Regions from separate parts of the Homo sapiens genome. Here regions 1 and 3 are each linked to region 2. A link is a loop called in an ENCODE intact Hi-C map of the cell type or tissue named here. Cell type or tissue: heart right ventricle. All regions are shown on one strand. Links, peaks and the distances in the headings refer to the core of each region. The heading gives the core; the rest is flanking DNA.

Evidence for each region. Hi-C counts contacts between places; a loop is a spot of excess contacts. Peaks named below come from ENCODE experiments on the same cell type or tissue, not always from the same donor. Only the 100,000 strongest peaks of a DNase experiment are listed, where the experiment ranks them.
Region 1: it touches region 2 in a loop (10-fold over the local background); 88 of 110 quality-filtered maps call a loop at or near these places.
Region 3: it touches region 2 in a loop (4-fold over the local background); 24 of 110 quality-filtered maps call a loop at or near these places.

Annotation. Positions count from the first base shown.
Region 1 is chr2:7,038,423-7,048,894 of GRCh38, reverse strand. It overlaps RNF144A (ring finger protein 144A), which reads right to left. Exons shown (of 9, transcript NM_014746.6): 9 at 4,716-9,266. The coding sequence ends at 9,135. Among named protein-coding and RNA genes, the nearest start is that of GRASLND, 120 kb to the right of the region's middle. RefSeq lists a silencer at 4,523-4,817. In heart right ventricle, for the core only: a CTCF peak has its summit at 4,421 (motif pointing right); a DNase peak (open chromatin) is centred at 4,414.
Region 2 is chr2:6,896,315-6,898,814 of GRCh38, reverse strand. RSAD2 (radical S-adenosyl methionine domain containing 2) reads right to left here. Exons shown (of 6, transcript NM_080657.5): 6 at 576-2,500. Among named protein-coding and RNA genes, the nearest start is that of RSAD2, 20 kb to the right of the region's middle. In heart right ventricle, for the core only: a CTCF peak has its summit at 1,467; no DNase peak of the experiment used is centred there; H3K27ac peaks cover 594 bases.
Region 3 is chr2:7,023,626-7,034,097 of GRCh38, reverse strand. It overlaps RNF144A (ring finger protein 144A), which reads right to left. Exons shown (of 9, transcript NM_014746.6): 7 at 9,582-9,729; 8 at 3,883-3,972. Among named protein-coding and RNA genes, the nearest start is that of GRASLND, 110 kb to the right of the region's middle. In heart right ventricle, for the core only: a CTCF peak has its summit at 4,217 (motif pointing right); a DNase peak (open chromatin) is centred at 4,255; H3K27ac peaks cover 1,589 bases.

The DNA of each region.
Region 1 (10,472 bases), core at 3,096-5,595, 150 kb before region 2:
GCACCCAAGACAGCTGTGTTTTAGCTGCTGTCTGTGCATTCATACTTGGCTTTAGGTGAAAGTGAATCTCTTCCAGAAGGTTGAGTAGACTTCACCAGCACTTACCTCTGCAGTTTTCAATGTCATTTTGGCTCTTGGATTAATTCTGCTTCAGATTGTGGAAATCTTAATTTCCAAGGTGATCGTTTCCTATGAAGTACTTTGCTGCCAAGGAAACATAGCTTAGAAAGGTCCCCATGCTGTGGCCACCCCCTAATTCCAAGCAACGTGGCCCCTACTGCAGTCTCCCTAACACCCTTTCTGCAGGGAGGCTCCTCTGAGCACTGTTGGCCCATCCTTGACCTTCACGTGGCTTTGGGTGTCTTACTGAACCCTGCCTAGGTGTGTTCCTACTGGCTGTGGGGTTGGGCCGGGCCCCATGGTCTGCTCGTTGTTTGTTATAGGGCAAGACTCTTAATGATTCTAAGCCTTAATTTTCTTGCCTAAAGTGAAGAATTGTGATAATAATAGTTTACGTCCCAGGGTGGTTTTGATAATTAGTTTCTCCTGTGAACAACATGTTGATTCAGGAAGCGCAGTGTTTGTCCTGCGATGGGCACCATCTCCCACCTGATGCTTATCCCCTGGAAGGTCCTTGTGTATGCGATTATCTGAAGGTGGAGATGAGCCATGTTTTGCCTGTAATCTCTGAAATCATCTGAGATCGTACGGGTGTGCCTGAGAGCAGCTATTTCCCCCTCAGGATTTCCTGAGCTCATTTTTCTCATTCATCTTGCTGGCTTGAAAACAGACAGGACTGGGTTTCTTCTCCTGGGATGCGATCTTCAGATGCAGGATTTAAACTATCCCAGGAACAGAAAGGAAACCACCCCACATGGCTGAGACAAGTCTCTGTGTGCCAGTCAGGGTAAATCAGGAAGAGGCCCAGGGAAGCCATGTGTGGTGGGAGGAACACTGGGTCCCCGCAGGGCAGACTTGGGTTCCCAGCTTCACCAGCCACTTATCCTTGGTGTCACTTGTGGCAAATGGGCCTCTCCAAGCCCCAGTGATATGAAGATAAGACTCGCAGCTTTGTGAGCATGAAACACAACCCATGGAAAGCAGTGAGCAAATGCCTGGCTCAGAAGAGGTTCTCAGCTCACAATAGGGATTTCTTCCAACTACAGTTGAGGCTTTTGCTTCTGGACTGTCTACACCTCCAGTTCAAGCGTAAGGCTTTTTTGTAGCTGAACCATCCCAAGTGACTGGTTTGGCTGTGTCCCCACCAAAATCTCAACTTGAATTGTATATCTCAGAATTCCCACATGTTGTGAGAGGGACCCCGAGGAAGGTACTTGAATCACTGGTGCTGGTCTTTCCTGCGCTATTCTCGTGATAGTGAAGAAGTCTCACGAGATGTGATGGGTTTATCAGGGCTTTCTGCTTTTGCTTCTTCCTCATTTTTCTCTTGCCACTGCCATTTAAGAAGCCACCATGACTCTGAGGCCTCCCCCGCCATGTGGAACTGTAAGTCCAATTAAGCCTCTTTTTCTTCCCAGTCTCAGATGTCTTAATCAGCAGCATGAAAATGGACTAATACACTTCCCACACTACAAATACACACATTCATACACACAGTCACACACATAGACACACATGCACACTCACACATGTACTTCATACAGGCTCTTGCACACACACACCCCCAGCAACAGGAGTTTAATTCCTTTATCTGACAGGCATTCAGTAAGTCACCACTATGTGTCCAATAACAGCAGGCAAATATGAAAACCTATTTACAATGTTAATTTCTTAAACCCCTGGATAAAAGGAACATGGAGTCCAACTGTCAGAAGCTTTTGAAACGTTATTCCCTTTTGCATTTTGGGCTTTTCATAAAAGTTGTGATAAGCTGATAAATTCTGAGAAGTGAGAAGAGACTACCCCTTGTTGGATCTTTCTTGTGCAGTAAAAAACACATCACATGTACTCACGTTCTGAATGAATTCTGTTAAGTCAGTGAGAAAAAATAAGAATAAATAAAAATATATTTTAAAAAGACCCAGATAGTTGCCTAGGAGAACAAGTGAATGACTTTTGATACTGCAAATTCAGATTTTCCAATATGAAAATATTGACTCCATTTTTCTTTGCATTAACCACAGGCTGTACGCACAACCACTTCCTTGCACCCCTGGGTAGCATGAGCCATGATGTGAGCTGTTCGTTTCTCAGGTCCTACAAGGAAAACAGGAGGGAAGAGGGTCCTTCTGTGCTTGAAGCAGGAGTGCTGAGTGGGTACCCTTGTTGGGAGCCTCATCCACATTCACAGTGGAACTGCATGAGCAACTTAATATTTTATCACCAAAATGTACTCTATGTTTTACTTGTCATTTCCTCATTTATCCTCAGAAAAATCCTGTGCAAGACTTTTTATCCCAATGTTCAAACAGGAAACAGGTGCTCCCAGGCTGTCACATGCACGGGAAGTCACCCTCCTGCGATGTGGCTCCAGCCTTCCCTGGCTATAGCAGCCACTGCAGCTCTCCACCCTGCTGCTCTGGGCCCCATTCGATGTTGGCTTCATCCGAAAATGCACATCCTGGGTGACTTTAGCTAGAGAAGAGCGAGTAGCCAACACCAGGTCGTGGGCAGCAATTGCTGTTTTTAAATGGCTGAGTTGCTCACTGGTATAGACAGAGATGAGCTGAGCTGAGCTGAGTAATGGACACTGTCTTGTGGTCGAGCCACATCAGCAGTTATAATCTCTCATGTACCTCCTGCAAACAAGTCAAGTTTAGAATACCTTCTAGATAAGCACATGCTATCAAAGTCTGTGCCATTCCCACCTTCTATGCCCTGTAATTTGGGTTCCTCTAAGAGTTGATAAGACTCTTTGCTGGCAAATTTCTTTTTCAATTTTTAGAAACAAATATATGTACCTAGGTAGACACAGAAATATGGATTTATTTTGCTTAACCATCATTGTTTTTTGGCAGTGTTTTCTGGGGGGCAATTCCTACATTCCAGGCCCGCTTCAAGAATTGATGTGCAACCCAGCGTAGGGAAGAACTGCTTCTGGACTGCACCTGAGGCAGCACCACCGGCAACGGAGCCCCGCCACCTGCTGTACCCGTCCACCTTCTCTGGTTGACCTCCCTGGGGCCAGACAGCCCACTCAGAGTCCGTGCTCCCTCCTATGGAGGTGAGTTGTGTTTCCCACAAAAAGTGTTGAAGCCTAACCCCCAGAACCTGTGAACTTGACCTTATTTGTAAATAGGGTCTTTGCAGATGATCGAGTGAAGATGAGGTCATCAGGGTAGGCTCTAATCCAATATGACTTTGCCCTTAGATGAAGGAGCTGTGTCCACAGGCGTGCACACAGGGAGAACGCCGTGGGAACCTGCAGGCAGAGACTGGGGGTGCATCTACCAGCCAAGGAACACCCAGGACTGCCAGCAGTACCAGGAAGTTGCAGAGCAACACGGGCATCCTCCTTACCGCTCTCAGAAGATTCCAGCCCTGCAGATACCTGAACCTTCAGTTTCCAACCTCCAGACCTGGAAGACAGTAAAGCTCTGTTGTTGTAGCCCCTGGTGTGTGGTCCTTTGTGACAGCAGCCCTAGGACCCTAACTCACTCCTCCCACACAGCCTTTATCATGAAGGTCCAGTTCCTGAGTTCGGCACACTGTGCCCCCACCAGGTCAGACATTTGAGTAACTCTCCAACCCCGACACGCCAGTTGGACCAAACTCTGTGCGCTTGTTGAACTGGGCCCTTCCTTTGAACACACTTCTCAGTTTTGCTTGGCTAGTTCCTACTTGTCTACAAGAGCGAGCTCATACATGGCGTCCTCTGGACAGCCTTCCCTGACCTTCCGGCCTGGCCGAAGGGCTGTGCTGTGCCCGCAAAGCCTGCTGAGCGTGCGTCTACCATTGAACTTATTCCACCTTCTTATGATAATTGACTGACTTATCTGTCAACCCCTTGAGACTAAGAGCTCCTTGAGGGCAGATATATTGAGTCTTCAGTGCCCACTATGAATCACCAGTTAACAAAATCCACTCCCTTAATGTGCACCTGTAGATATAAAGAATGGATTTAAAACTTAAACACAGGACAAGGAACCAGTTGCCTATTCCAGACTTGAGCATCATATGAACGCATGAGGTATAGATTCTCCTCCAAGCTGGAGTGAGGTGAATGAAAATCAAGGTGAACCACCACATCTTCAGCTCATTATTATCTCTCCTACGAAATGAGAAGGATCCATATTTATTCCACTTTCTCCCCACCCCCAGCAGATAAAGGATGCCTCCTGATTTTCATGCTGCAACTCATAAAATGTGACAGGTCTGTAAGGAACTTGTCTTTGCGGATGGAAGCAGAGCGCCCTGAGTGGGGATGAGATGCTTCCTGATGCTGCAGTACCGGTTGGGCACCACAAGAGGGAGCCAGGAATGGCTGGACGGGTTGATACACCCAACAAACCAAGTAATTTTGGCATCTAGGAGTTGAGAACATTCCTAAAACAGAAAATCTCAGGATACAAGAGCTGTTTTCCCAGTGATATAAGATCCCTCCCCTGCCTCACCCTTTCTCCCTCCACCCCCAGTTCCCACATTGAATATTTTCAATCTTCAATAGATTAAATATTGAAGACTGAAGATAGAATATTTTCCATCTTCAGGCCAGTAGTCAGATAAGCATCTACAAAAGACGGAGCCACGCGGGGTTTACAAAAGTCACCTGTATTCCAGCCAAAATAGCTTTAAAAAGGAATCCCTGCTAAAGGGGGGGACAAACTACGTAAGACACAATACATTTAAAATATGTATTGAAATTACAAATCAAACTTTTTCCATATGATTCCAGAGTACAAAACACAACATTAAAAGGCATTCAAACAGCTCTTTTATACATCACAGTGTTAGTGGCACAAAATGTACTGACATTTCAAAAACACAAATCAAATCTGTTTTGATTTTGTTTCACCACCACTTGTCAAATACATAACGTATACATGTGCATGACTCATTCATGCATATTTTTATACAAGATTAAAATACACCCATAGTAAAGTGAGCAAAGAAGGAAAGAAAGGGCAGGCATGGGGCATGTAGCTACCCCTCACTGAAGGCTCCGGAACTGTGGAAGACAGAATTGCACAAATCAAAGGAAGGGTGGAGACCCTGGGTTTTTTAAACATCAAGACGGCATGCTCTCCTAGTTGTGAAGCATTAGCAATTAGGTTTTAACGCAGGCCCCTTTGTTCCTTTTGGTGTTTTTGGTAATACCTGTCATAATCCCTTCATTTTGTTTATTTTCATAAGGGCTTAGGTTAATTATCAGAAATAAACAAGCTTTGGTATTTTTTAAAGAGAACTTCATGAAGCTTTACACATGCAAAATGTTTTCCCTTGATGATCTCCTTGTGATTTATATATATACACAGGTGTGCTCACTAATAAATGAGAATCTGAGACACACACACAAAGCCCATCCTGGATCCTTTCAATCCCCTAATTTTTAAAGACTACCAAGAAAAAAATGTTTTTTTAATTTGTAAAATGACTTCTAACTTTTGCAATACAAATGAAAACAATAAACTCATCTTGAAGTAATTTTTGCATCTCTGATAGTCCCTCCCACAGGTCCTGTGTTCTAATCAGGAACTGGCCTGTGCCCTAAACTGGTTTTATGGAATAATATGTTGTCAAGATCATTTGTTCCCCTTTAAGAAAATAGGCCGGGTGGGGTGGCTCAGGCCTGTAATTCCAGCACTTTGGGAAGCCGAGGTGGGCAGATCACCTGAGGTCAGGAGTTTGAGAGTAGCCTGGCCAACATGGTGAAACCCCGTCTCTACTGAAAATACAAAAATTAGCTGGGTGAGGTGGTGGGTGCCTGTAATCCCAGCTACTTGGGAGGCTGAGGCAGGAGAATCGCTTGAACCCGGGAGGCAGAGCTTGCAGTGAGCCGAGATCCTGTCATTGTACTCCAGCTTGGGGGACAAAAGCGAAACTCCGTCTCAAAAAGAAAAAAAAAGAAAGAAAATGCCAGAGGTGGCAGATGTTGGTTCCTCTGTCCACAGCTACTCCTATGAGTTGAGGAGGAAGAACTAATTTGGACAGTTATTCCTGCAATCCGATGCTTTATCTCAGATCCTAAGTCAGTCTCTGCTACGTGGACATCTATGGTGACTGCATCTTTGCAAGGTGCTGACCTCCTATGAGGCTGCAAGCTCATCTGGCTGGGCTATGGACTACACAGCAGAGCCAGACTGAGAGGTCAGGCATTTCCAGCAAAACCTCCAAATGTGGTCAGTTACTCAAGGGCCTCAGAGAAGCCACAGGTCCACTGGGCTAAGGCCAGTCCTCACTGGCCACCCACCCTGGGCGGCAGTACAGCAGCCATGGTTGTCTAAGGGCCTTCGCCCCTTACTCCCCAGGATTAAAGGCCTCTTAGTGAACACATGCCATATGCTTCTGGGGCTTGCAGTGAACACCATCTGTAAGAGTGAATGCCATTTTTCAATGGAGACAAATTATGCCGCTTCACAGGAATAAGTCCGTCCACTCAACGCAGAACTCCCCAGGTTTTACTGGGGAATGATGGCAAGATCAAAGTCCAAACCCAGGGCCATCTGCCTGTGTGCTATTTCCATTTTACATCAAGCAGGGTTCATACTGTATTCCCATCAAAGATAAGTCTGGCACTCCTTACTAAAACAGAAGGAAATGCGAGTTTATGTATCTCAGAGTGATCTTGCTGGTATTTATATAGGAAATGGACAATTTTAATTTTATATCTAGATCAAAATGAGGAAACTGAGGCATGCTTCATACAAAAAGTCAGAGCCAGTAGGTGCCAATTTGACTGCCCCTGGCTGGCCCCAGAATCTCTGTGGTCCCTATCTGGGTTGAACTACGTGCTTGTGAAACACATCAGAGGTGAAGGCACAAGGATGGCTGGGGCTACAGATGTGCATGACTGGGCCAGAGACTCTTCCAACAGAACAGCCTGTCCCTCTAGAAATAAGGTCATCTGAGCTCTAGCCCTGGGGATGCAGCCTTTCCAAAGGCTCTGACTCTCATCCTAAGGACGGGGGTGCTACTGTGTGGGCTCATGCGATGGGCAGCAGCAATTTCAGGCAGGAAGGATGAGCATATGGTGGAGGCGTGTCCTGTGGGCCACTGGACACAGGGCCACAGGCCTCCCATGTGTGCTGGGCATGTTAAAGGGCAGTGGCTGGACAGCTGCATCCACATATCACAGGCTGAGGGCTCAAGCCCAGCCAATGACTCCCGCGTGGAGTTGCCACCCACCTCCAGAAAAGCTATTCTAACAGTAGACACCATCACAGCACCACAAACGACAGAGAGCCACAGCCCAGGTTCCATCCAGAAAGGGAGTCGCAGGCATGTTCTTACTGAGTTACTAAACTTGCAATTACAAGGAGAGCTTTTTGAATGTAATTTTGACACACAGGGATTTTCTAAATGGCTTCGGGTTCATAAGGAAAATCAACATGACAGGTGAAGAGTGAGGTGACGCTGTTTTTTCTAACGAATTCAATGTTAGGAAATAAGAAATAAATTTCCAACCAGGGAAAGTAAACTAGGACCTGAGACTGATACTCAAATGCAGAAGTCAAACACACACAAAGCAACATTTTAAAAATGTGCTTGTGATGGGCAAATAACTGAGATAAAAGGATTTTGTTTTACTTCTTTATAGAATGTTTAACAAGATTTTTAAAATCCCACTGTAATATAGCTACAATATTTGCCTGTTATTTTTAGAAGTTTTAAATTCAATGCAGTTTGCTTTGTAAAAGCACCTGTGGCTTTTAGAAGTAAATTCTCTTTAAAGAATACACTTTCTCCACTTTTCAAAGTCAATTGGTGGAATAATGTGTATGTGTCCTTATTAATCCCTGCATCCTGCTGCCATGGAAATGGTCACAGACAGCCCTGTAAAAGATCAAGTGGTAAAATCCCCACGTTAAAACGAAGTGAAATGGGAGGTTCTTTTCCCCAACAAGAGCAAAACGGTTAGCAACAGGACTTGGAACTGTGTAAGATATATGATTTCTCAAAATGACTAGAACATTTTAAAAATGTGAAAATCTGGCAGGCTCTTCCCTAGCCCCCAGAGTCCTCCAGCCTCTGCCAAGAGGCCCCTACATCTGCGGATCAATGAGGCTGCTTTCTTCTTACTGTCTATCTGAAGACTGAGGCCAGAGGCCAGACGGCAGCAATTCGGAGGAGAACCATTGCCGAGCAAAGCAGTGGGATTGAATACAATAAAAAGCGTTTTCTGCTACCTGGGAGAGAAGGGATGAGGCCCATGAGCTGAGCTGAATCACCAAAGAGAGAAAACAACAAAAGGCAAATCTAATGGAGATGAGATGTTCCTTTAAACACGTCAATATTATCAAGGAAATGCAACAATATAGGAAGCACACTTATAACAGTACACAGCTTACAGCGTTCAAAAAGTTACTACAGCAAGTTTCAAGAAAAACACAAAGAGTGCATAAGGCTTTCTAAATCTCCTGAAAAGTCGTTTAACTATAACTTCTTAAAATGCACATTTCAAGAAAGGCATAGGATGGTTTATATGCACCTTGTTGATTTTCACTACTCAGTTGGAAAAAAAATACCTTCTAAAAAGGATTTTACTAAATGCCATTAGTAATAAAAACAGTTGTCATAAACAGAGTGCTTCTCTCAAGCTGGAATAATCAGATTCTGTCTGAAGAGAGTGGCAGTCCTTAAAAGACTTCTCTGACAACATGGTGCCATCTAGAAGCCAAGGAGCAGAAAGTCTCTTAGGCCATCCCCAGACATGCCTAGTCTACCACAGAGAGAAAGCTGCCTGGTGCACTTCTCACAGCACCTCCCTGTCATCTGCAGAGATTGATCTGTGGGGATGTGCGCTACCCACACCTGCCTCCCCTCCCCACCACACCTGGGGCCTCAGCGAACATTGTGACATAGGTCCCTGAAATCACGGCGTCCAGCCTGACACTGTGAAGCTCAATGGGGCACATAAGGCAAGAAAGATGTTTAGTGAAGGGGGGACGGTGGGGAGGGTTGGGGGAGAGCCACACTTCCCGGAGGCAGGGATGTGTTCCAGCATCGCGCTTCCTCTAGGTGGGTAACGGGTCGTCGTCACCTTTACTGCACTTGCACTTGCAGCAAAGTACAAAGGGAGTGGCCAGGAGTAGGAAAGGTGAGGCCACCAAGAGCAGCAGCCCAAATCCTGCAAAAATGCCCACAACCTGGAAGAAAGAAACAAAGGGGTAGAGGTAAGGAGGGCTGGTCTGTAGGTTCCAGAGCTAAAGTGTAAACCACACAACCAGCTACCCATCCATCCATCCATCCATCCACCCAACCATCCATCTATCCATCCATCCATCTACCCATCTAGTCATCATCTACTCATTCATCCATTAACCATCATATATCTCTCTATCCATCCATCCACCTACCCATCCATCTATCCATCCATCCATCTACCCATCTAACCATCATCTACCCATTCATCCATTAACCATCATACATCTCTCTATCCATCCATCCACCTACCCATCCATCTATCCATCCATCCATCTACCCATCTAACCATCATCTACCCATTCATCCATTAACCATCATCCATCTCTCCATCCATCCACCTACCCATCCATCTATCCATCCATCCATCTACCCATCTAGTCATCATCTACCCATTCATCCATTAACCATCATCCATCTCTCTATCCATCCATCCACCTACCCATCCATCTATCCATCCATCCATCTACCCATCTAACCATCATCTACCCATTCATCCATTAACCATCATACATCTCTCTCTCCATCCATCCACCTACCCATCCATCTATCTACTCATCCACCCATCCATTTACCCATCCATCCAACCATCCACCCACCCATCAATACCTAGCCATCACCCACGCATCTATCCATCTAACCATCATCCATCTATCCATCCACTCTCATCCATCTATCCATCCATCCATCATCCATGCATCCATCCACCCATTCACCCACTCACCCACCCATCTCTTTATTCATCCACCTATCCACCCATCTACCCATCCATCCACCCATCCACCCATCTATCCATCTAACCATCATCCATCTGCCCATCAATTCACCAGTCTATACCCTTCCATTCATATACCCACCATCTACCCACCCACCCACTCATCTGCCCACTATATATCCATCCACCGACTATACATTCTTCCCTTCATTTTTCCCTCATTCTTCTTTTCCACCTCTTCCTTTCCCTTCCTTCTCTCTCTCCACCCTTTTCCATCTAAACACCCAAACATCCATACATCTATATATCCTATTAACTAACAAGTTTCCTCTCAGCAGCCACCCTGACCCAGACACTGCACTTGACACTGCAAATACAGAGGTGCATACATCTTGGCCCTCGAGGAACACCCTGTCTGGCAGAAAAAGACCAAGAT
Region 2 (2,500 bases), core at 1-2,500:
ACACACACATATATATATGCTATAGAAATTACTTTGACATATACAATGGTTTGCTACTTTCATTATTCTCCACTATTCATTGTGTAGAGTGTATATATTCATAATTGATAAATTCAAATGTGCATAAATTTAAAATTTTTATGTAACTAGACTTATTTTCTATCTCCAGGCTCCAGTTCTAGTTAACGTAAGAAACAATATTGTCACTTCTAGACAAACATGGTCAAATAAAATTTTGGATTAAAAAAAGAAAGAATTAAATGCAACATAAAATATCTTCCCTTAACACATAAGATACCTCCGTGAAATTGTTCCTTGCTTTCCCAATTAAATGTGTTTTACAAAACTAACACTCACATTTAAAACTGAAAACATAAAGCAAAACACTATATAGGCTGAATTTGAATTTACTCTAATGTTAGAAGTCCTTATTTCTCCCCTTTAAGAGAAATTAACATTTGAATATTTTAAACATTAAGGCCTTGCAAATCCTGACAGTGCATTAGGTGGTGGTGGTGGGGGTGGGGGTGGTGTGGGCGTGGCCTGTGAATAATGGTGGATAAAACAGCTGAAAATGTATTTAACATAGCTTATAGTTTTATTTCACTTTACATTACATTCCTCTTTGGGGAAAGAAAAATACAGTTTCCCTCAGCTAGAAAAAAATTCATTCCAACTCAGAAGATTCAAACTTCAAATTCAGATTTGGTTTCAAATAACACTGATTGAATACCTGCTGTATATCAAACAGTGTCCTTGGGCTTTCACATATGTGACCTTTCTTAGTTGAACTCTCTTGCTTTTTTTTTTTTTTTTTTTTGAGACGGAGTCTTGCTCTGTCATCCAGGCTGGAGTGCAGTGGCGCTATCTTGGCTCTGTAACCTCTGCCTTCAGGGTTCAAGCAATCCTCCTGCCTCAGCCTCTTGAGTAGCTGGAATTACAAGTGTACGCCACCATGCCTGGCTAATTTTTGTATTTTTAGTGGAGACGGGGTTTCACCATGTTGGCCAGGCTGTTCTCGAACTCCTGACCTCGTGATCCACCCACATTGTCCTCCCAAGTGCTGGGATTACAGGCGTGAGCCACTGTGCCATGAGGATTAGTAAAGTGCACTCATGTTAAGTAAAAAATTTGTTTTATGTTTATGCTGATTATATGAAGGTCATCATAGCTTAGACACAATCAAAACCCATGGGGAACATCTTTAGAATTCATTTTTCTCTTTTCTTACAAAAAAAGTAAATAGGTAAAATGGAAAATAGAAGACAACCTATCCTATCCTGGATGAGACACACACATATTTAAATTGAATTATAGACTTAAAATTTAAGTAGGAATATTTTTTTTCCTGAGAAACAAAGTCACAAAAACCAAAACTTTCAGAATCACCAAGTCTTGAAAATAGATTATGAAGCAGACTTTTTGGATGGTGCTTAATGACATCAGGCGACATTTAAATGCCACCTAGTGAGGAACACTGAAATTGCAGCTAAATTAAAATGACCTTTTATTTGCCTGGACAACAAAAATTTTCCATGATTTTGCTTTTTTGAAACAATGATAAGAAATTTTTTTTTAGGCAATAAGATACTAAGTTGTATCAACAAACTGCATGGGATATTTCCACAAGGAGAGGATTTTGTTCCCTGATCTAGTTTACGTGACATTTTCCCTTATGCTTGCTTTCTCTGAGCTGACTCTTCTTAAACTGACCTAGATGGTACCCTATTTCAACTGACTCAGAGTTCATTCAAAAATATGATATGGTGACTTGGCTTCACTGACATGAAATCCAGGCACTCTCTCTACTCTTGCTCACATTCTTCCTTGCCCAAGGTTCCAGCGTGATTTTAGGATATCTTATGCCAACCCAGTGTGCCGTCACTTCTCAGAGATGTAGGGCCAACCAGCTACTCAACTACACTCCTATTCTTTTGCTTGACAGCCTCATGTGGCCAGATGATAGGCGAACAAAGCAATGCAAGCACTGCCTCCATGTCAACTCCATCATCAAATGGAAAGCGTATCTTTGTTTTGCTCAGGATCTTTGAAGAGAAAGGGACACAACAGGTACCACACACATAGGTAGCCAGCATTCATGGAACAGCCACCGTGGGCTGGGCTGCACCACACCGTCTTTCCATGTGTTATCTCTTTCTAGAGACTTCTTGAAAATTGGTAGGATTATCATATCATATGTTCTTGGAAACATCTGTTGACTATTTCTGTACATCACAGTAAAAAGTACAAGACTGCAATGGCATAAAGGCAAAAAAAAAAAAGCATTATAACCAGCAGAAATAATTGAGGCAGATACTTTGTAATGTCTCAGATGTGAAAACTGGTTATCTGGATATTTGGCAAAAAATACTGACTCTGTCAAATGAACAAACCTGGAACAAGAAATAGTTTCAAAATGGAAATATAGAAATCGCAGTAAACATTGTTTTAAAAAATCAAATCCAAATTAAATTTTGCCCCCACAGATATCACTAGAGCT
Region 3 (10,472 bases), core at 3,154-5,653, 130 kb before region 2:
GAACAAGCTCCAAGTCATCCACTTCCACCTTCTCCTCACCAGGAGCAGAACCAGAAAATAAAGCAGCTCTCATGGCTCCTGGGACGGGGACACAGCAACCCTTTGCTCCCTGCCCGGCCCCTGTGAAGTTCCCCACGTGTAGAAAGCCGCCGAAGGCACGAGGACCATTAGCCCTGTGGAGAGGGCTGCGAGTCAACACCCACGGCCAAACGGGTCATTCGCGATTTTGCCCGTGCACTACTTCCAAAGATAACTGTGCCCCAGGCACAGGACCAGTGCCAAAGAGGTTACAAAGATGAGCAAAACAGGTCCCTGCTCCCAAGAGCACTTTTCTGTATCCTAAGAGATAAGACCCAGATGAGCACTGGGCTATGACCAGAGTGGGGTGGGTCCACATGGGAGGGAGGGCTCTTCTTGGATGACAGTCACACACAAGAGACTTCACGGAGGAGGTCACACCTGGATTGGGCCACAGAGAAGGTTAGAATGTGGATGTGCAGAGCTGGGCAGGAACAGGAGAAGTAGAGGAAGAGAGTGATGAAGACCAAGCTGGCAGCAACGGCCAGGGCAAAGGAGAGAGGCAGGGAAAGCACGGGCGCTGCAGGCCAAAGTTCAGAGTGAGCCTGGAGGAGCAGGGAAGATGCGGCTGCCAAGACCCATGCTCAGGCTCTCCCAGGTTCCAAGACCAGTGGGCCTTTGGCAGCTCCAGGGCACGATGGCGTGAGGATATCTGACTGCCAGCCCCAGCTGAGGCCCAAGCCAGCAGCCAGATCAAGCACCAGAAGCATGGGGCACGGGCCTGCAGGGGCTCCTGCCCAGCTTCAGAGCTGCCCCGGCTGATGCCACGTGGGCCGCACATGGGCTGGCTTGGCTGAGCCCTGTTCACACCACAGATTCCAGAGCAAAATACATGTGAGGATGGTAAGCCTGAGTATGTGGGAGGCTTGGCACCCAGCAACAGCCAGCCAGAGTCCCTGTGGAAAGCACCTGCTCTCACCTGGAACTCACCTTCTCTACAGGGAAACTGCCAGAGTTGGGCAATGGTTTCCGAGTTCTCACCAAGCTCTGACTCAGTTTCTGCCAAGGTGCACACAACAGCATCCACTCACACGGTGGCTGTGCAAATGCCGGGTCCCCCGAGTCAGCACCCAGTCACCCCCTACCTACAGCCCAGGGAAAACCAAGTACAGAAGAGGAATGCAGCCTCCTGGCAGTTTCTATGCTGCGTGGGGAGGGGGGTGTAGGTGTTGTTATGGGTTGAATCCTGTCCTCACAAAACAATATATTGAAGTTCTAGCCCCCTAGTATCTCAGAATGTGACCTTCTTTGGAAACAGGGTCTCTGTAGATGCAATCAAGTTACCATGAGGTGATTAGCGTGGGCCTCGATCCCATACCACTGATGTCCTGATAGAAAGGGGGGATTTGGACAATGATGGAAGACGAGGTGGAGACGCACAGGGAAGAGGCAGCCGGAGGAAGACGGAGGATTGCAGTGACGCATCGATCTGTCCAGGAATGCCGCAGATGGCTGGCGAACCACAGAAGCTGGACAAGGCCGGAGGGACTCTCCTACAGGTTTCAGAGCAGGCAGGGCCCTGCTGACACCTCGATTTCAGAATTCTGAGCTCCAGGACTGAGCCAATACATTTCTGCTGTTCTGAGCCACCCAGTCTGCAGCGCTTTGTCACAGCAGCCAGAGCAGAGCTGCAAGGGGCGCGGATTCGAGCAGAGCTGCAAGGGGCGCGGATTCCAGCAGAGCTGCAAGGGGCGCGGATTCCAGCAGAGCTGCAAGGGGCGCGGATTCCAGCAGAGCTGCAAGGGGCGCGGATTCCAGCAGAGCTGCAAGGGGCGCGGATTCCAGCAGAGCTGCAAGGGGCGCGGATTCCAGCAGAGCTGCAAGGGGCGTGGATTCAAGCCGTGCCGGGCCACGTGCAAAGAGAACAGTCAGAGGAGCTCAAACCAACTCTCTAGACCAGAGGGCAGTACGCCATGGCCCGGGGGCCAAATCTGCCTTCATCATCTGTTCTGTTTTGTTTATCCATACAGCTTTATTGGGACATAATTCCTGTGCCACGCAATTCAGATCAAGTACACACATTCAATGGTTTCCAGTGTGTTCACAGAGTTACGCAACCATCACCACAGTCACTTCCACCTGCCTGTGTAAACAGTTTCACTGGAACACGGCCAAGGTAACTCACTGACGTACCGTTGGCAGCTTCTGTGCCGCCAGGTGGAGTTGACAGGTGCAGCAGAGGCCTACGGCCTGCGAGGCCAAGAATGCTCAGCATCTGCTCTCTGATGGGAGGCGTGTCTTATCGCCTGCTGTGGACGCCCACAGGCTCTGCCACGTGGTCGGCATTTAAGATTGTCCAGGAAGTGCAGCTGTAGGTGGACCTTTCCCTCGTCCTGGCAACTGCCTTGAGACTGAGTTTCTCCATCTTTTAGATGAGGCTGACACATGTGCCTCAGAGGCTCTCCTGAAGGAGTCACAGACTTGAGCCCTTCACGCCTCTCGAGGAGCAGGCAGGGAGCAGCAGCCAATGTGCCTCCTGCCACTAATCCCTCAGCAGCTTCCCACTCACCCAGCACAAGATCCAGGGTTGCTCTGTGGACTGCCAGGCCCTAAAAGGGTCTGTCCCTGCCATCATCTCTGACCATCTCCCCATCACGTCACCTCTAGCTGATTTATTAGGTTCTGTGTCCTTGCTGCTTTATCATCTCTGTCCCTAAACAGAACGTAGTTCCGTAGAAGGACACATCTGTCTCACGCACCACTGTATCTCCAGCTCCTACAGCAGTACCCAGCACACGGTAGGCTATAAATATGTGTTGAAAGCACAAGTTAATATTAACCAACACGAGGGTCCTTTATCAACTCCAAAGACTGCACAGGCATTAACACCTAGGGCCAGGGTCCCCAACACCTGGGCCATGGACGGGTAGCGGTCTGTAGCCTGTTAGGAACCAGGGTGCACGGCAGGAGTGAGTGGTGGGGGTGGGGGAAGCAAACGAGCAAACCTTCATCTGTATTTACAGCTGCTCCCCATTGCTCACGTTACCGCCTGAGCCCCACCTCCTGTCAGATCAGCAGCGACATTAGACTCTCGTAGGAGCACGAACCCTGTTGTGAACTGCGCATGCGAGGGATCTGGGTTGCAGCCTCCTTATATGAGAATCTAAATGCCTGATGATCTATCACAGTCTCCCATCACCCTCAGATGGGACCATCTAGTTGCAGGAAAACAAGCTCAGGGCTCCCACTGATTCTACATGATAGTGAGTTGTACAACTATTTCACTATATATTACAATGTAATCATGACATAAAGTGCACAATAAATGCAATATGCTGAATCATCCCAAATCCATCCCCCTGCCCAGTCTGTGGAAAAACTGCCTTCCACGAAGTGAGTCCCTGGTGCCAAAAAGGTTGGGGACCACTGACCTCGGAATTTTTCCACTCCTTCCTTGTTATCCATTCCTGTTACTACCTTGCTTATCTCAGGGCCTCAAGAGAAAGCTCTTTGTTAAGGGCTAGGCAAGGATTACCTAAACACGGTCAGCAGGTCATGACCAAGGCCATGAGTCCCGTGCAAGTGATCTGAAGTCTGATGCTGAAGACCCATCAGACAATGAATGTGATGCGCGTTGACATTAACTTTGGGCCAGGGCTTCCATAAGGATAAGCCTATACCAGCAAAAACCAGCAGGAAGCACATCTACTAGCTCTTTCTATCCAGGAGATCTTCGTCCTTTAGGCAAGTCTGGAAACACTAAAGATATACATACACACACACACACACACACACACACACACACACACACACACACACACAGTCTCTCTCTGAGATCAACCTTCCAGGCAAATCACCTCCTACCTGTGTCCGATGCCAGATCACAGATGCCCGGGAGTGGCCCAGCTTGTTCCGGCAGGGTCCCTTATCGTAGTGTATCAGAAGGAAATCATCCTGTGAGGGGCAGAGACAGAGACGGCATGAACGAGTGGTTCCTGCTCAGTTCGGTGAGTATCACAGCCATTGATGCATTTCTTCTCCTATGCTCATGATAAGTGGAGACATGAGGGAGGTGACACAGGGAAGGGCACGCATCCGGGAACACCTGGCCACAGCCACTGGAGGCCCAGGCCGCTCCTCCCCAGGGCCTCCCTTCATCACCTAGCAGCCCTGGACAGCACAGCCTCGGGCTCTAGAGGGAGCTTTGGACCAGACTTCAGGCCCAGCCCAAAGAAGGACCTCCCCTGCACAGTGGCTGGCTTCTGAGCTTGTGGGAAAGAAGGGATCTCATGGGGACAAAGGGCTACTGAACACGCAGGTCACTGCTGCTCCAAAGAGCTCCTGCTGGCTCCGGCTGTGTGTGACTCCACCAGAGTCCCTCTGCCCTGGCATCTTCCTGGTGCAGTGACAGGGCTATTCCTGGGATTGGATGATTTTCTTTGTTGCTGATCCATCCCCCTCCATCAGGTCGGGCTTCTCACCTAGAAAGCGCTTCCTCTCCACTCAGGCCACTTGATTTTCCTCATGATTCAAGATCCAGCCCGGGGAGCACTTTCTGTCTGCATCTTCTCAGACCATCCTGAGTGGGCAGCAGTTCTCTGCACTCCAGGAACACCTGTGGACGCCTCCCTCCAGGCGTTCTCCACCCCACCTCCATTTCCTGGAGCTGGGACCCTCACACATGTTGGTCTCTCTAAGTGTGTTCCCCAGCTCAGTGCTTGGCACCCAGATCTCAATGACTACCCACTGGCGTGAGGGGAATGGCATTTCTATACCGAGCCCTCTATGCCTCCAGGACCAGGAGGCACCGTTTTCAATCCTGATCAATGAAGGAAATGACGAGGCACATGGTGCCACGGAGGGGCAAGCCTGTTGATTCATTTAAAGGAGGCTGTAAACAGACAGCTGCTTTTTCAGAAAAGAACAAACAAACACAGGGCCCAATGCGCCTGAGGAAACAGGAAGTCACTCTTCCGAAAACCAGGAGGAGCAGGTCAGGGGTCATGGCCTTCTGTTCCTTTCAATCAACTCTGGTAAGACAGTTTGGGGGCTGCAGCCGGACTTCCTCTCCTTGTGGGGAGGACACCAGCCTTGAGTTTCCTGATTTTTGGGGTCAAGCCTCCTGGTGTCTGAATGCACAGTGAATGGAGGGCCATCAAATCCTGGCTGTTACAGGTGCAGTAGCAAGAGGCTTTGGCTGGGGGCTGGGGTCCCAGCTACCACTGTCTGCCTCGCTTCTGTGCCCAGATGCCCCATCTGTGAGAGGAAAGGGAGGAGCAGGCAAACACAAAGCCACTTCTGGCCACACCTTTCTCTTCTACAAAGCTATTTCTGTCCACTTCCATCACTGTGAGCTCTCTCCTCCTTGAACTCTTAACCAAAATTTCCTTTGCGCTGACATTAATTTACACACCACTGAGAAGAGCTCATTCTCCATTTGTATGTCTCCATTTTCCAGACTGCCTCTCACAATGTCTTGCACTGCAGGCTCTTTAAACGTTTTTGAATTTGTTTTCTGAAACGCAAACCAAATCCTGTGTACTACCCAGTTGAGAAGTGGTTACTGACCTCTGCGAGCAGACATGGACAAGCCTGGCTGCACATCCGAGCCACCTGGACAGCTTTTGGAAGCTGAAGATACTGACTCCGAGGTCTGAGGCAGGGCCCAGTCCTCAGGCTCCCTAAGTGATTCTGATCCATCCTATCCTTGGGAAGCACAGGCCTCTGCTGGGGGCCAGGCCCCTGATCTGGTACACAGGGGCCGTCGTCTGGGCCTCACCTTGTCTTTCCAGCATCTCTGGCCAGGCCACGTATGAGTTCACATCCTCTTTCATCGTGCCCAGGTCTTTGGTAGTAACCTGGCTCAGCACATTCTGTCCTCTCTGGTGAACAAACTCACTCAGCCTTCAAGTCCTCAGCTACCCACTGGCCCCCAGAGCCAGTAACCTCCTGACTCCTCCTTGGGGCCGCCAGGGACTTTACACCCTTAGCCATGCAGCCTCCTTCATAGCAATGTGTCCGGATCGTGCCTTATGGGGCTCGTCAGGGAGATGACAAGCTCCTCAAGGTCAAGAACTTCACCCTCCCACCCCGCCCCCCACCCTCATCTCACCAGACCCGCATGGGGTCCAACGGAGCGGAGTGGCTGACACACAGCCAGATTTCATGTACAAAATTAATGTTTATTTAAAAAGCACTTTTCTTATCCCCTGATAAAAGCACTCAAATATGGTTTCACAATATAGAAATGATTGACTTATGATTTTTAGTTTATTGATGATGCCCTGAGGCATAACAATCCCAGGAGCTGCAGGAACACAGATCTATTTCTGTGATAGGGAATACTTTCCTCCTATTGTTCAGAAAAGTTCCATTGAACTCCGGGGTGGGATGAAACAATGGTGCAAGCTCCGGGAAGCCGCAATCAGGGAGAGGGCTGGTGAAAGAGCCAATGCCCCAGGGCAATTCTAGCACCTTCAGCTTTAAAATGTCCACTGGAACTCTGCCTTGACACAGCCTGATCTAACACAAAGATGTGGTTTTTAGAGTTTGACAGATCAGGGACTGATGGCTGATTCCCTTCCTCACTAGTTTGAGAAAGATAAACCTCTCTGGCCTTCCTCATTCCAACTCACAGAAATACTGTGCGTTAAGGGAAGCAGGTATCCAGAGCAAACTGTATAATGCTGATCTGGAACAATTACCTCGATAAACATTAACTATCTACTGCCAAAAAATACGTAAAAGAAAGAAACTGCACATGTCCCTTTTTACAGTAAATAGCAAATGTTGGGCCAGCACTGATAGCTGAGAAGCAGTGAGGATTCAAGGGGAGATGCGCTTGGCCAGGTGCAGATGAGGAGAGGGAAGCAGGGGAGGAGAGGCAGTAAGGACCACGATGGGGAGGAGGCGGTCTGAAATATTCATAACTCCTGGATGTCTGCATGTGCCAGAAAGCACGCTTGGGGGAAACAGGAGAGAAAAGCTCCGTGGCAAGCCCTCCTCTCTCCTCTGAGTGCTCTTGGCTGGATTCAGGCCGTGCATTTATGTGCTTGTCGTAAATCACTGTTAATGTCTTTGGTAAAGGGCTCCAACAGTAGACTCCCTCTCCTTCACATCCGCTTCCTCTGGCCACAGGGTCATTTTTCTTCATGTACAAAGAAAACACAGGAAACTCTGCACGGCCATGAGGATGATGTCTCTGATGGAGGAAAAGTGCGGCCTGGTTCCTCTCCATTAGCAAGGGGCGGAACCTGCTTTAGGGTGGAGCTGGACAGGGAGGGCCTTCCTCAGGGACTAGAGCAGACAAGACACACTTCTGTGCTGGAAGGAGAAAAACAGCAGCTTCCCTCCTAGTCCCTGTCACTTGGTCCAAGCAGCCTGGGGAAACCAAACTTCTGTCAGTCCATTTCTAATGCAGCCTCCAAATGATCCGCACGGGGCTCTGTGACAAGGTGTAGGAAAACTGACTTTTCACTTTCTTCCTTCTTTATGGAAAGTTACAAAGAGTAATAAATTGCAGGCCAGATATTAGATATTATATCATAATTCAATGATCAGTTTTCAAAAAAAAAAAAAACTGGAATACAGTAAAATACAAAAATAAATAAATAAGACCTTGAAGGCCCTAAAAAACTTGGTAAGACTTCAGATGCCACTCCACAAATCCCCTTGAGGACTTGAGCTAAAGAAAATTCATCTTGCCATGCTGATTCATTAAACTTGCCTAGGAAGTAAAAATGAAGCCTCAGGATAGAAGATGGTGACATTTTACCCAGATGTTGTCAGCTGCATCACGTTCTACTATTAATTTAGTAATTTAAAGTTCATAAAGAGACAACAGGCCTTTCAAAGGAATAATTCCAAAAGAAGCAATCTAATTTTTAAAGGTAGCCTTTATATTCCAGACCGTTACCATATGTAATAGTCCATCTCAAAGAGACACTCATTTTCTTCTAGACAAATCTCTCAGCCTGTGCTTCATTCCACTTTGCCCATTGGTCTGAACCACTTCTCCTTCACCTTGGAGGCCTGAGGTGACCCATCTCAGCCATTGTGTGCCAAGCTGAACTGCTCTGAGATAGCCCCATGGTATGAATGGTTGCCCAGAAACACTCATAAGAAAGAACAGTCTCTGGACAGATGAATGCTAACATGGGAAGCATGGACTTGCTCTGACTGTCCGCCCTGCCCCACCCCCCGCTTTATTTGAATGAGACCTGAATGGCTTAATACTATTATTGGATGGACTGGATACATTCATCCTTGCTGTGCAGAACAGACATAAATATATCCCTTCATGAAACACGACTTGATTTGCTTGGACTGTCCTAGCTACAATGGTTCCAACAGATAAATAGGCCTGCTATTTAATTATAGTTTTATTTATTTATTTATTTTTATTTTTTGAGATGGAGTCTCACTCTGTTGCCGAGGCTGGAGTGCAGTGGTGCCATCTCAGCTCACTGCAACCTGCGCCTCCCAGGTTCAAGCAATTCTTGTGCCTCAGTCTCCCATGTAGCTGGGACTACAGGTGCATGCCACCATGACTGGATAATTTGTATTTTTAGTAGAGACAGGGTTTCACCATGTTGCCCAGGCTGGTCTTGAACTCCTGACCGCAGGTAATCTGACCACCTCGGCCTCCCAAAGTGCTGGGAATATAGGCGTGAGCCACCGAGGCTGGCCTAATTATAGTTCTTAAAAAAGTATGCATCAATAAATTATTCTAAAACTAAAATCATAGCTTCATCATTTTGGCAAGATGCCCACGCCCTAATATGGGCAAGGAAGGAGAATGAGAAGCTAAATAGCAGCAACCTGTGCATCAGGCCTCAAAGCTCCAGAGACGTGTGGGCCTGGGAGATTGTGCCCTCCCGTCAGGGACATGGCTCTTGCAGGCACACACGGTAGGGTGTGTTTGAGAAACACTGAAGCAGAGCATACTTAGGAGAAGGCTGCCGTATGAGACCAGAACTTCCATTCTGCCAGAGAGCAAAGGGCTTGCACGTTTTCCCGCCCTGTAGATGATGTGAGTGTCAATGAAGTCTTAAGACTGGCCCCAAGCCCAACAGCCCCCCAGCCCCCACTTCTGTCTGTCCTCACTATCCTGAACACCAGGAAGGAGTCCTGATCAGGAACCCCGGAGCCAAATCTGGTGTACCCTGATTTTGGATTTCCAGCCCCCAGAACCATGAGGAATAAATGTCTGTCATTTAACCTGCCTCATCTATGATATTATGTCACAGCAGCCCAAACTGACAATGACAGTCCCCGCTTAGACAAAACCTAAGATGCTAAAACCCCTTTAAATCCCAGGCTGGATCCTGAACCTGCATGAAGTGTTTAGACCCCAGGACTATACGAGTCACAAAGGCTTCTGTCCCCATGGCGCTCATGAGTTAATGTTTTCACAAACCCAGGAGAAACACCAAACGGTGTTGCTTCACTGTTACACAGGAGTAGGCACCAAGCTCTTTAGGAAACAGCTGGTCTATTTTTCTCATTCCAAATCTAAACCTCAAAGCTAAATGCCGCAAGGTGAAGCTGAAGGCCGTACTCACGTCCAGAGACTCCAGGCAGTACCAGCAGAAGGCGTGCTTGCAGTTCTTGCACATCATCTGCGCGCAGCCTTCGTCTCGCTCGATGTAGACTTTGCACTTGGGGCAGCGCTTGATGGGCGCGTCATCTTCTTCCATTTTGAAAGCAGCACTGTGGGAGAAACGCCGTGAGGACTCTGCACAAACGGATCCCACGGGAGACCCAGGAGCACTGGCTATGCTGGAAGCATCGGCTCCACTTCACAGACTGAGTTTTCTTGGTATTAAATGAAAAAACAAAACAAAAACCAAAAAACAAAGAAACAGAAACTCCAGAAAAAAAAAATTAACCAGAACACTGTGAATCAGCCACTTTGAGTTAGGAAAAATTTTTAAAAAATTACAGCAACATCAACACATATCTAAATTTAGAGATATATGTATACAAACAAAAGAAAATACAGCGAAAGGCTTATTATAACGGAGGTATCTGAATCATAGTGTTAAGGTCAAATATTGTATCCTTATTCACAGAGCTGTCTACTTTCCAAAGGGTTGATATAAATTTTATGTACTTTGCTGTTATAAGAAAAATAAATAAATGTTGCAAATACACACACACAAACACACACTGTTTACTTGAGATAGATCCACCTGGCTCTTCTTACAGAATTGTTTTCCTCAGAAGTTGGCTAGGTCTGCAGGGTTAGCAAGAAGGGCTTTAAGCTGAGGTCAGAGCTGGGTCTGCTACAAACCAGCTGTGGAGCAACCCTCCAAGCCCTAGTTTTCTCATCAGTGTGACCATGAGAAAAGATTCCGTGTGCCAAGAGCACAGCGCAGGGTGCAGCTTTTATGAAGTGCTTGATAAAGGGTAGCAGTAGTTCAATGTTGCTAAAGAAAGATAACACAGACATT